Regions from separate parts of the Homo sapiens genome. Here region 1 is linked to region 2. A link is a contact called in ENCODE Hi-C or POLR2A ChIA-PET data. All regions are on one chromosome and are shown on one strand. Each heading gives the region's core, a stretch centred on a gene start or an enhancer-like site at or near the end of the contact. The rest is flanking DNA. Distances are from core to core; before and after follow the strand shown.

What was found. Hi-C counts contacts between places; a loop is a spot of excess contacts on that map. ChIA-PET counts read pairs that join two places held with the same protein, here RNA polymerase II (POLR2A). Pooled maps may share reads with other maps.
Region 1: a map with no recorded cell type shows a loop between it and region 2 (5-fold over the local background). The contact joins two enhancer-like sites. A Hi-C loop is called at or near these places in 4 of 37 single-sample maps with no recorded cell type and 8 of 50 pooled maps. POLR2A ChIA-PET finds 5 or more read pairs at or near these places in 2 of 52 experiments (MCF 10A and Panc1).

What each region holds. Positions count from the first base shown.
Region 1 is chr15:68,296,434-68,303,058 of GRCh38, reverse strand. ITGA11 (integrin subunit alpha 11) reads left to right here. Exons shown (of 30, transcript NM_001004439.2): 30 at 1-6,527. Among named protein-coding and RNA genes, the nearest start is that of FEM1B, 22 kb to the right of the region's middle. Within about 2 kb of position 3,823, at least 14 of the 41 ENCODE cell types and tissues checked have a DNase peak (open chromatin) inside an H3K27ac peak, as active enhancers do.
Region 2 is chr15:67,861,772-67,869,305 of GRCh38, reverse strand. No RefSeq gene overlaps it. Among named protein-coding and RNA genes, the nearest start is that of RNU6-1, 25 kb to the right of the region's middle. RefSeq lists an enhancer at 6,500-6,589. Within about 2 kb of position 5,750, at least 13 of the 41 ENCODE cell types and tissues checked have a DNase peak (open chromatin) inside an H3K27ac peak, as active enhancers do.

The DNA of each region.
Region 1 (6,625 bases), core at 2,574-5,073, 440 kb before region 2:
GGCTCCAGAGGAGACTTTGAGTTGATGGGGGCCAGGACACCAGTCCAGGTAGTGTTGAGACCCAGGCCTGTGGCCCCACCGAGCTGGAGCGGAGAGGAAGCCAGCTGGCTTTGCACTTGACCTCATCTCCCGAGCAATGGCGCCTGCTCCCTCCAGAATGGAACTCAAGCTGGTTTTAAGTGGAACTGCCCTACTGGGAGACTGGGACACCTTTAACACAGACCCCTAGGGATTTAAAGGGACACCCCTACACACACCCAGGCCCATGCCAAGGCCTCCCTCAGGCTCTGTGGAGGGCATTTGCTGCCCCAGCTACTAAGGTGCTAGGAATTCGTAATCATCCCCATCCTCCAGAGAAACCCAGGGAGGAAGACTGTAAATACGAACCCAATCTGCACACTCCAGGCCTCTAGTTCCAGAAGGATCCAAGACAAAACAGATCTGAATTCTGCCCTTTTCTCTCACCCATCCCACCCCTCCATTGGCTCCCAAGTCACACCCACTCCCTTCCCCATAGATAGGCCCCTGGGGCTCCCGAAGAATGAACCCAAGAGCAAGGGCTTGATGGTGACAGCTGCAAGCCAGGGATGAAGAAAGACTCTGAGATGTGGAGACTGATGGCCAGGCAAGTGGGACCAGGATACTGGACGCTGTCCTGAGATGAGAGGTAGCCGGGCTCTGCACCCACGTGCATTCACATTGACCGCAACTCACACATTCCCCCACCAGCTGCAGCCCCTTGCTCTCAGCTGCCAACCCTCCCGGGTCACTTTTGTTCCCAGGTACCTCATGGGAAGCATGTGGATGACACAATCCCTGGGGCTGTGCATTCCCACGTCTTCTTGCTGCAGCCTGCCCCTAGACATGGACGCACCGGCCTGGCTGCAGCTGGGCAGCAGGGGTAGGGGTAGGGAGCCTCCCCTCCCTGTATCACCCCCTCCCTACACACACACACACACACACACACACACACACACACACACACACACACACACACACACACTGCCTCCCATCCTTCCCTCATGCCCGCCAGTGCACAGGGAAGGGCTTGGCCAGCGCTGTTGAGGGGTCCCCTCTGGAATGCACTGAATAAAGCACGTGCAAGGACTCCCGGAGCCTGTGCAGCCTTGGTGGCAAATATCTCATCTGCCGGCCCCCAGGACAAGTGGTATGACCAGTGATAATGCCCCAAGGACAAGGGGCGTGCCTGGCGCCCAGTGGAGTAATTTATGCCTTAGTCTTGTTTTGAGGTAGAAATGCAAGGGGGACACATGAAAGGCATCAGTCCCCCTGTGCATAGTACGACCTTTACTGTCGTATTTTTGAAAAATTAAAAATACAGTGTTTAAAAACAACCAAGCACTGACATCCCATTCTGTGGGCAGAGCATATCACAGTGAGCCATACTCCCCTTTGAAGGAGAGGAAGTAGAATGAGGGAGTTCCTTGCTTCCTCCCCCCTACCTCTACATGTCAGAAGGGACTCATCCACCATTTGCTGCCCACAACATGCCCTCCTAGTGGCTGCCTGGCCTCCGTGTGACGTCTCCAGTGGTGGAGCGCTCCCTCTCCCAAGATCACCCTTCCATCTATGGCCAGTGTGGACGGTTAGGACCTAAATGTTTCACTGTAGCTTCTGCCCTTGGTTCCAGCTCTTCCCTCTCACGCCTCCCAGACTTCTCCAGGCCGGTTTCATTGTTAACCGTCTTACACTCTGACATCAGCCAAGGCGTCTCCATTCTGTTCTTGTGCCATTCATGTCTTGGATTCCCAGTAAGTAGAACCTTGGAAATAATTTGATCTTGTTTTTGCATAAATGAGGACACTCAGAACCAGGAAGAGCCCTAGGCTCCCACAGCAAAACCAAAACTAAACCCAGGACTGCTATTTCCCAAGCCAGATTCTGTTATTCGAGCCCAGCCTTAGAAGGGCTTGATGTGGAGCAAAAGGTGAAAATGGTGAAACTAAAATTTGAGTATCAAAACCCATTGCCTTCTAATAGAATCAGAAGGAAATGTTGCTAAATCATATTCCATTTCCGTCATCACTCTTATGAATGGGGTAACCTGGCTAAATGAGAATTAATGAACCCACACTCATAAGTTTTCATTGACTTAGCACCAAGTCGTCCATCAAATATCATCAGATCTGAGAATGCTCTTATGGATATCTGATTTTTAGAGGCTGGCATTCATATTTTTAAAAACTGCCACCTGTGACCACACTGCAGGCCAAACAGAATGTACCTGCTGGTCAGATGCAGCCCAGAGGTCACTGAATTGCAACCTCTGGACTCTCGGTCAGAGGCAAGCAGCCCTTATTCCAGAACTCCACAGTCCTTCACACCCTTCCCCAGACCTACACCAAGACCAACTAAGTGGTCAAAAGGTGGACAAACTGAGAGTTGTATCAAGGCCCTTAGCCTCTCAATTTGTTATCAAGTTTCCCTTTCTGAATCTATTTACCCTGAAGTATAAATACCCAAGATGAGCCTTAAGAGTGCCTGGTAGAGCAAACAAAGATGCATCTTATAGGGAGCAAAGTCTATGCTAACGCAGTGTTTCTCAATCCTGGCTGCACCTTTGAACCACGGGAGCTTTAAAAGTGACCACTGCAAGGGCCCTACCCACTATGGATCCCAATTTCATTGGTTGGGAGAGGGGCCAAGTTTGTTTCCAACTTCCCCAGATGACTCTAATGGCTGAGAGTTGCAATCAACAGGTAAGTGAATATCCAGGCTGTAAGATGAAGAAAGAGGGGGTTGTGCCCAAGCCCACTGTGCCTCATAAAGCAGATGATCTCTGCAGCGCTGCGCTTCTCAAAGAGTGGTCCCAGGACTGCCTCAGTCAGACCACAGACTCCTAAGTTCCTCCTCAGACTTCATGGATCCAAGCTCTGTGAGGTAATTCTAAGCACATTAAACTTGTAGAACAGCCATCTGGATTTAATATTACATAATAGCTATAATATTCTGCTATTCTCTAATCTTCAATGTCAGTTTCTTAAACTGTCAGGCCTGTCTTTAGATGCCCTTCAACTGTGCTGGGGACTATCTTGATGGCAGCCAGCAAAGAAAATCAGCAAAAACCCCAGTGGAGTTTCTGGGTTTTACTTTTGTTAAGGAAGGTGATGGTTTCTTGACATGACAGGTATCTAGGTGGAAAGGGCAAAGTGCTAATGCAAACACAATGGAGACACTATGGAATAGCTCTGCCTAGGGACATGTGGAAGAGCTTCTAGGAGACAGTGTGGACCTTTCCATCCCTAGAGGTCTTCACAAGATAAATTCCTACCTCCGTCAGTATTCAAAAGGTTTTAGCATCAATACTGTCTGAGAATAAGACATTAGACTTGAGTCAGTCCCCTGGCTTCAATCCCAGGATGCCAAGCAGCCTCTAATGGAGACCGCTGGCTTAATCGTGCTCCTTTCCTGGCATAACAACTCACTGCACCCATGCCTCACCACCACGAAGCAGTCTCCTCACCACCCAAATGTGCCTTGGGTGACTTAAATACAGCCATTAGTATGAATGGTCCCCTGTTTTTATTCAACACCACACCAGTCTTTGCTTTTACCTTCGGCTAATGTGGTTCCAGCCTTTTATCCTGCACTCCTTCTTATAATTTAAAAAAAAAAAAAACTCCCCTACTATCTTTATGTTAATATTAACATCAACTAGGTTCTTCTCAAAGGACAGCCAGGCCTAACTGGCCACGTTAAAATCTGCACAGTGCTTTTGTGTCACTGTCTATTCTATTAGTTTCAACATCATGCTAAAATAGGACAGCATGTTCCAAAACTGAAACTGAAACAGGAACGGAGCCTTGCTGATTTAGCATGAGGAGGGAATTGTAAGCCTTGCACCTGGACACTAAAACTTTTCAATAAGATGTATGCTAAGCCGTACCTAGCAAACTTACCAGGTCCAAAGTAGAGTACAAGCAGAAAGTTATTTTTAAAGGATGGGCACTATCCTTGAGGGACTTACCCTTTCTAATCAGCTTTGCATGGTTTGTTTTGAGACAGTGTCTCACTCTGTTGCCCAGGCTAGAGTGCAGCGGCACCATCACAGCTCACGGCAGCCTCTGCCTCCCGGGCTCAAGCAATCCCACCTCAGTTTCCCAAGTAGCTGGGACTACAGGCACACACCACACTCAGCTAATTTTAGTATTTTTTGTAGAGACAGGGTCTCGCCATGTTGCCCAGGCTGGTCTCAAACTCCTGGATTATCTCCCTGGCCCTGCATTAAAAAAGATGTGCAACAACTTAGTGATGTGTCTGAAATGTTTTCAGAAGGTGGCCCAAGTCAGAGTCAAAAAATTTTTTTATTTGGAAAATTAGAGGAAATACAGAAAATCAAATTTCAAATAGATGCATCTAAATGGAGAACAAGCTTATCAAGGACAGAGTCCATCTTTCTTATTTTTATTTTTGAGACAGGGTCTTGCTCTGTCACCCAGGCTAGAGTGCAGCGGCACAATCACAGCTCCCTGCAGCCTCGACCTCCTGGACTTCAGTGATCCTCCCACCTCAGCCTCTTGAGTAGCTGGGACTACAGACATGCACCACCATGCCCAGCTAATTTTTTTTTTAATTTTGTGCAGAGAGGGGGTCTCACTTTGTTGCCCACACTGGTCTCTCTTATTTTTGTATGCATATCTGTGGTGCAGTGCCTGAAATACAGTAGGTGTTCAATAAGCGCCAACATGCAAGAGTATCTTGCCATTGATTAAGGCAAAAGCAAAACCCCAGTCCGCCCCTCTGATGGACTGAGCACACCAAATTTCTAAAGCACAGGCAAATTAGAAAATATAATTTTGTCTAAACTTGCCAACAAGCTAAGGTTTTGTGAACCACCTAAAATTTGCCTCTCTCATACTGAAATTTTCTAGGTCAAGTATCTGAAGGAATACACTACTGCCAGTATTTTCTTTGGTGATCTGTCATATACAGCAGACATTACTTGAAACAAAGAAAAAAATGTTTTAAAACCTGTCTGGATGATTTCCGCAGTCTCACTAGGTTATTGCAGCCAGGGAGTGACCTAGCAGAGATCTGAAGGTGAGCTTCCCTAGTACTGGCATCTCACAGTGAAAGAGCACTGTTCAGTGGGTCAAGAGACCCAGAGCCTACTCTCAGTTACGACACACATAGTCCTTGTGTGGCCTTTCTGGGCTTGTGTCCTGAACTATAAAATGAGAGGGTGGCACTAAATGTTTTTTTCAGATCTCTATAGAGGCTGGAATGGCCACAGAGAATCTAAATTTGAAAACAAACATGTCCTGAGGGTGTGCTCCAATACCACCCTTTAATACTCTCCTGAGATGTGAAGGCTGGAAATGAGAATGCCATATTATTGTTACTTGCAAACGATTAGTGTATCTGGGACATCCAAAAGAAGTAACTGAAAATTTATTTCTTTAAAAACAAAAAAAACCATTACAGTGCTTTTGTAAAAACATTAATATTTAGAAGTACGTAGTGGTAATAAAAGGAAAATAGTTGTAAGACCTTCATTAAAAAGAAAAACCTAAAAAAAAAAACAAAACAAAACTCTGGATACAGGTGTATGATTTACCTAACCAGACATAGCTTTCTTTTGGATAAAAAAAAAAAAAAAAAAAAAGCTCAGAAGTGCAGAACTGTACAGATGTCCCTAAATCTATTAATTCAATGCTAAACGAAATAATCTCTTAACATGATAAAATTACACCAAACTTCATCTGGAAAAATAAACACGTAATAATGAAAAAAGTTAGCCACTCCCACCTCCCCACTTAAAAAAGACAAATGAAGAAATACTAGTCCAAGGCCAGGTGTGGTGGCTCACATCTGTAATCCCAACACTTTGAGAGGCTGAGGTGGGAGGACTGCTTGAACCCAGGAGTTCAAGACCAGCCTAGGCATCATGGCAAAACCCCATCTCTACAAAAAATACCAAAATAAAAAGAATTAGCTGGGCATGGTGGCACATACCTGTAGTCCCAGCTACTTGGGAGGCTGAGGTGAGAGGATCACTTGAGCCCGGAAGATCAAGGCGACAGTAAGCCATGATGGCACCACTGCACTCCAGCCTGGGTGACAGAATGAAACCCTGTCTCAAAAAACAAACAAACAAAAACCAAACAAATTATAGGAAAATCAACATTTTAAACCAAAGAAGAGAAGGAGAAAGAAGGGAAGGGAAGCCATAAAAGTGTCTTTTTCAAATAGATCATGGGGGAAAAAAAAAAAAAGTATGACTTGGAATAGAGACAGCCTTACAAGCAGGATCTAAAACTCAGAATCCATTTTTTTAAATTGTGATAAATTTGACTATAGAAAAATGTAAACTTTGGATACAAAAGTACCATATTTAAAGTAAATAAGCTACAACTATTACATGACAGAGAAAATGTCCTCAAACTTCTAAGGAACTTCTAACAAGTAGAAAAAAAACACACACAACCCCAAAGCAAACACCAATAGTCAATAAATATATGAAAGTGTTCAATGTTACTCATAATAAAGGCATACAAATCAAACCATGAAATGCTATTTTTCATTAATCACAACTTTGCAAAAATTAAATGATTAGATCTGATGTCAATAAAGATGTAGAGAGATGGAAGGCAATTTGATAACT
Region 2 (7,534 bases), core at 4,501-7,000:
GTTTCCCCCACCACCAAGCAGCAGACACCTGGCTGGTGTCTTCCAATTCATATCTGATACTATCTACCTGGAGATAGTGTCAGATCCCACAGGTTGAGGGCTCAGTTCCCAAGACTTCTCCCTCCTTCCCCGCAGCCACAACTCTAGGCCTCAGAACTTCGGACCAACTGACTTCAAGTTGGGGTTCCCACGCCCGTCTCTTTAGGCTTGATTAATTTGCTAGAGCAGCTCACGGAACTCAGGGAAACACATTTACCAGTTTACTAAGGAGGATATTTTAAAGGATACAAATAAACAGCCAGATGAAGAGACCTCTAGCGAGTTCTGGAAGGGTCTCCAGCACAGGAGCTTCTGTCCCCATGGAGTTGGGATACACCACCCTCCAGGCCCATGAATGCGTTCTTCCTGTCAGCCTGCATGTGTTCAGCTATCTGGATCTCTCTGAACCCAGTCCTCTTGGATTTTTATGGAAACATTCTTGCCCCTCAGGGTATGAGGTGGAATCCGCTCAGGGAGGGTCTTAAGACCCACAATCAGAAAAGTGGGGATAGATTAGATGTCTGCCTTGGGGCAGGTGAAAGGAGGGCAGAAGAGAGATTGTGTTTCCTGAGGCCTCACACACTGAACATTCTAACAAGACTGTAACAAGGGCTATGGGAGTTAGGAGCCAATATATGGACGAAAACCAATATATATATCAGAACACCACACAGCATATACCTTTCCCTTTGGTGTAAGGCAGGGATTCTAGATTTTCCCCCCACATAGCGAACGGGTTTAATCTGCTTTCTTCATTGATTTGTGATGTCTCCCACCTGTATGCTAATGGTCTGACTTTCAGTTTTCTATTCCATTCCATGGTCTATTGGTCTGTTTTGGTGCCAAAACAATGTTGTTTGATTTGGTTTGGTTTGACATAGCTTTGTAGTGTGCTTAATATCTGGTAGGACAAATTCTAGCTCTTTATTTTTTTAAGGTTGACTTAGTCCTGTTTGTCCACACAAATTTGAGAGTGAGTTTATCAAGTTCCTGGAAAATAGAGCTAGAATTTTTATTGGGATTCCATTGAACTTATAGATTAACTCATAAAGATCTGATTCCTATATAATATTCAATCATTTCATCCAAGAACATAAAATTTCTCTCCATTTAGTCAGGTTATTTTCTACATCCTTAATTAGCATTTTCATGTTTTCTCCATAGATATTTTTAATTAAGTACATTACTAGATTTTTTTATACTTTGTCGTTGCTGTTGTGAATAGATGTTGTTTGTGGTGAAGACAAATGTTAAGGATTTATTTTTGGTCAATCTTCTATCTACTAAATGACTGAATTATCTTAATTTTAAAAGTCTATGCTGATTCTCTTTGCTTTTCAAGACAAATGAAAATATCTTCACATAGTGACAATTTTATTTCTTCTCATCCTGTATGTCTTACATTTTTCTTCATTCATAGCTTTGTCTGGAACTTCTATTATTATATAGTAAATGATAGCAGTACAGTTGGATGCCTTATTTTGTTCCAGATGTTAAAGTGAATGCTCCTAGTTTCTTCATTAAGTGTAGTGTTTGCTTTAAGTTTTTGCTATATAACCAGTTTTTTCTGAGACAGGGTCGTGCTGTGTCTCCCAGGCTGGAGTGAAGTGGTGTAATCATGGCTCACTGCAGCCTCGACCTCTGAGGCTCAAGCCATCCTCCCACCTCAGCCTCCCAAGTAGTTAGGACTATAGGCATGTGCCACCACCCCTGGCTAATTATTGTATTTTTGGTAGAAATGGGGTCTCACTATGTTGTCCAAGCTAGTCTCGAACTCCTGGGCTCAAGCAATCCTCCTGCCTTGGCCTCCCACAGTGCTGGGACTACAAGTGTTAGCCACTGCACCTGGCCCTATATAACCTTTATCAAATTAAACACACCTTTCCTATTTCCAGTTTGCTAAGTTTTTTTTTTTTTTCATTTTCATAAGTTCAAGGAAGTCATATGCTGAGTTATTCATAAATAAAAAATAGGTGAAAAACTTTATCAATATGCTGCTTTTTCTTCACCATTTGAGATACTCATGTGATTTTTTTCATGTGATTTTTGTCCTTTATTAAAGTGGGGTGATTTTCAATGTTGAGCTGGAATTCCTGGGATAAACCTACTTTCAAAAAACATATAACTAGATTAGTTGCTATTTTATTTAAGATTCTTTTTTTTTTTTTAACAGAGTCTCGCTCTGTTGCCCAGGCTGGAGTGCAATGGAGCAATCTCGGCTCACTACAACCTCTGCCTCCCAGGCTCAAGCGTTTCTCCTGCCTCAGCCTCCTAAGTAGCTAATATTACAGGTGCATGCCACCATGCCCAGCTAATTTTTTGTATTTTTAGTAGAGACGGGGTTTCACCATGTTGGCCAGGCTGGTCTTGAACTCCCGACCTCAAGTGATCTGCCTGCCTTGGCCTCCCAGAGTGCTGGGATTATAGGTGTAAGCCACCGTGTCTGGCCAGGATTTTTATACATGCATTCATAGGTGAAATGAACTTAATACATTTATTTATTGCTTTGTCCTTACTGATTTTGGAATCAAGATTATATTGGTTTCATAAAATGATCTGGGCAACTTTGGTCTTTTCTAACTTTCTGGAACAACTTATATAAGATAGAAATTAACTGATCCTTGAAAGTTCGGTACAACTCCAGAAACCCACAAGTTTTTCATTACCATGAATCCCTCCAGCTCCCCAAAAATAGTTTTCTACTGTTGACCACATTTTGAAAGATTTGGTTTAAATTAATATGTATGACTTTTTCTTTCCCCAGGTGACTGCGTGCTGTAGAGAAAGTACCCACAGCTCTGCAGAATGGTGCCATGACAAACTCAAAGTCATCACCCTCAACTGGACAGTCAACTCTTTTATTGTCCTCAAGTTAAAGGGTCGCACCTCTCTCCTCAAGTCCCCTTCTCAGGCTCACCTATTACCTTTGGATAGATGACCCAACCTCCTACTTGACTGAGAAAAGGTAGCCACTAGGGACTAGCCTCTTGAATCCACCTACCTCCTTACAATGATTCTGTCTACACCCAATCATACCTCTTTCCATCAGTCTCCAAACACAAGGTGTCCCTTCTTAAATCCAAGACAATCTCTGTAAACCTGCTCCAAATCCCCTCCCTTTCTCCCATGGACTTTGCCTGTTTTGACATCCCCTCTCTGTCCCGAAGTTTAAACTCTACCTCGCTATGGGGCTTGGGGGGCTCATTTTCCTCGGTTCAGCAACAGACTCAAATCTCACCCATCCCAAAATAAAATCCCTCCTTTGTGTGCTGTGGGGCAGACATTCTCACGCACTGCAGGTGGGAATGTAAATTGGCAAGATCTTTCTGGGAAGCAATTTGGTAACCTGAGTCAAAAGCCTGAAAAATATTTGCACCCTTTGTCCCAGTAATCCTACCTCTAAAAAATTCATCTAAGGAAATAATCAGAAATGCTGACAAAGGTAGATGTTTAAAGATGTTAATCTCTCTGTTATTTTAACAGCAAAAATTGGAAACAATCTAAAGGCTTAACAATAGGGGATAACTTAAATAAATTGTACTTAAATGTAATAAAATACTGTACTATCACTAAAAATACAATTTTAAAAAGCATAATTGAATGGGAAACTGTTCATGAAGCAATGTTGGCTGTGAAGACGGCAGCACAGAAACAGTAGATACAGTCTGGTGCTGATTTTGTTACATATAAAAATAGCTAACACTTCTGGAATGTTAACTATTATATACGTTCTCTCACTCAATCCTCACAACATTCCTGTACAGTTAATACCGTTATTCACATTTTGTAGAGAAAGAAACCAACCAGAAAGAAAAATACCAATATTTGGCAGGGGGTACTGATGAATTTTATTTTCTTCATTCTCTTTATTTTCCCATTTTTATTTATTTTTATTTTTTATTTTGTAGAGATGGAGTTTTGACATGTTGCCCAGGCTGGTTTCAAACTCCCGGGCTCAAGGGATCCTCCCACCTCGGCCTCCGAAAGTGCTAGGATTACAGGCATGAGCCACTGCATCCAGCCTGTATTTTCCAATTATTTAAAGAGGAATTATTATTATTATCATTTTGTCAAACAGAAGTCCTGAATCATTGCTCCTCTTTCTGATTTATATATGCTAGTAGTGAATATTTTGGACAATACAGAGAAAATGCAATTTCCATTACTGCTACTCCAACTGCCACAGACAGCCACTGTGGACAGTTTGGCTTTTGTATTTCTATTTGCCTCTAAAATGTGTATGTAGACATATGCACTTTAAAAAGCAAACACGCCGGGCGCAGTGGCTCACACCTGTAATCCCAGCACTTTGGAAGGCCGAGGTGGTGGATCGCTTGAGGCTGGGAGTTCGAGAGCAGCCTGGCCAACATGGTGAAACCTCCTCTCTACTAAAAATACAAAAATTAGCCAGGCGTGGTGGTGTGCGCCTGTAATCCCAGCTACTCAGGAGGCTGAGGCAAGAGAATCACTTGAACCTGGGAGGCGGACGTTGCGGTGAGCCAAGATCGCATCACTGCACTCCAGCCTGAGCAACAGAGTGAGACTGTGTCTCAAACAAAAACAAAACAAAAACAACAAAAAAAGATCATGGAAACGTGGCTGTACATAGAACTCTACAATTTGGGCCGGGTGCGGTGGCTCACGCCTGTAATCCCAGCACTTTGGGAGGCCGAAGCGGGTGGATCACGAGGTCAGGAGTCCGAGACCAGCCTGATCAACATGGTGAAACCCCGTCTCGACTAAAAATACAAAAGTTAGCCAGGCGTGGTGGCGGGCGCCTGTAGTCCCAGCTACTCGGGAGGCTGAGGCAAGAGAATTGCTTGAACCCGGGAGGTGGAGGTTGCAGTGACACAAGATCGCGCCACTGCACTCCAGCCTGGGTGACAGAGCGAGACTCCGTGTCAATAAATAAATACATACATAAATAACAACAACAACAAAAAAGAACTCTACAATTTGAGTCCAAAAGTGGCTGCATTTTGATGTCCAGGGGTCGCCGTCCTGCGGGAAGAGGATGTGCAGCGCCCGTTTCTGCTGAAGGGACCAGTTTACTTACGCCAGGCAGACAGCCATCTCTGTGCTGCCCCACCCCAAGAGCTCCAAGTCTGGGCCTAGGAGAACTGAGTTCCTGTCCTAATTCTGCCATTTACTAGCTCTCCTAATCAACTTTTTTCTTTGGGAGCCCGTTTGCCCACTTTCAGACGGGGCAACAGTTCTTGTCTTGCCCACTTTAAGGGAACACTGTGACGTTCCAAGGGGCTGACGGGTGTGACTGGTTAAATCCCGCACCCAAGACAGTGGTCTTGGGACTCCTGTCCCTCCTCCCCATTTCCCGCTGCCTCAGGAATCCTTCGACCTGGCTTAAGGAGAAGAGAGGCCAGCGGCCGCGGGAGGGGCAGGGACCTTGTGCCCTGCACAGCACTAGAGACCAGAAGCTCCAGGCTGGCTTTCCAGCCTTCCCGCCCACTCAAGAGTCCTGCGGCGCGCCCTGCATAGTGGAAGGACTCGCCGCGTGCGGACGCGTAAGGGAGGCCCCTGGAGTGCAGCGGTGGAAGAGGGGAAACGCCGGGACTCTGGAAAGCAGGCTGCGTGGCGTCTACTTCCAACGCACGTTTTAAAGGCACTGCGGGCGCGAGCCGGCGCAGAGGCTGGGGCCCTCCTCCGCGGAGCCGCCGCCCTCTGGTGGCGGCGTGCGAAAGTTACAGCAGTTCGCTCTGCCCCGGCTCCCCGCGCAGGGGTTGAGGGACTGGGTTGCCACTCACACATATTCTAAGCCAGGGGCCCTTAGGGAGCTCCCAATTGAGACCTGAAACCGGCCCGAAGGGGAAGCCTGACATGGGGAAGCCAGGACTGGGACCTGGGACTCCGGCTGCGCCCCCGATTGACGCTTACAATAGCACAATTATGGTCATTGTGAACGCCAAAAGCCCCAGACAGTTAAGATTTCATTCAGGCCATTGCAATAGGGAGAACGTTCATTAATGAGGAGCATCTCAAAGGGGACTGGGGTTTTAGAGAGGCAGGTAAACAATGGAGTCATCAGCGAATCTTAGGGAATAGTAAGAAAGGATGGAGATCCGTATTTCCTTGGGATGCGAGCTTAAGGTGGTCCTTTGTGGCTTAGCTCTTTCCTTGGAACTTAAAGAGGTTGGAGAACTTTATCGTCGCTGCCTTCTGGAGGCACAGGGCTCAGATAAAGGTCAACATTGTCATAGTAAATGGTGCATGATGCAGGACAGCCATTTAAGAGGTGAGGGAAGTGAGACCCAGACCACCCAACTGAAATTTTGTGGCTGAAGCAAGATTCCAACCTGCAGACACCAAGACAGCAAAAAGTCCCCAACATGAAGTGCAGAGTTCCCTTGGAGAGTAAGATCAGAAGCTCAGGATGAGTTCCGCCAACAGCGGAAATGACGTCCTCCAAGACATGGAATCAACCTACGTCTCCATCAACAGATGATTGGATAAATAAAATATGATCTGTATACCCAATGGAATCGTGTTCAGACACAAAAATGAATGAAATTGTGTCTTCTGCAGCAGCATGGATGGAACTGGAGGTTGTTAGGTGAAAAAAGTCAGACACAGAAAGACAAATACTCATGTTCTCACTCATAAGTGGGAACTAAATAATGTATACATATGGGTGTGAGTATGAATGATAGTGGACGCAGAGAAGGGGATGTGGGGATGGATGATGAGAATTCACTTAATGGGTACAATGTATGTTATTTGGGTGATGGATACCCTGAAAGCCTGACATCACCACTACGAATTCTGTGCATGTAACAAAATTATACTTGTATCCCATAAATTTATACCAATCCAAAAATAAATAAATAGAAAGAAATTACCTGCTCCACAGCTTCTGGTTTGATAGAACGTATTGGAGAAGCATTGGGATTACCCAGATTACCCCAGGTATAGGGGAAGGGGGCTATGAAGTTACAGTGAAGACCCCCTAGTCAAGCCTCAGGAAGGGCCAGAAACAAGGCAGGTCTGGGATTCACCTGCTGTGTCTGTCTCTCTTTCAGCCAGTCAGTCGGTCAATCTCTGTCTCCAGGATACCCACTGTTATCTCTTCCACCAATCTCCATTCCCCCAACTTCAACTGACATCTGGCCTCCTACAACTACCCTGGTCCCTGAATCTACTCAACCTTCCAGTCACAGAGTTCACTTTTTTTTTTTTTTTTTTTTGAGATAGAGTCTCACTCTGTTCCCCAGGCTGGAGTGCAGTGGCACAATCTCGGCTCACTGCAACCTCCACCTCCCGGGTTCAAGCAATTCTCCTGCCTCAGTCTCCCGAGTAGCTGGGACTACAGGCACATGCCTCCACACCTTGCTGGTTTTTGTATTTTTAGTAAAGATAGGTTTTCACCATATTGGCCAGGCTGGTCTTGAACTCCTGACCTCAAGTGATCCACCTGCCTCGGCCTCCCAAAGTGCTGAGATTACAGGTGTGAGCTACCACACCCAGCCACAGAGCCCACTTG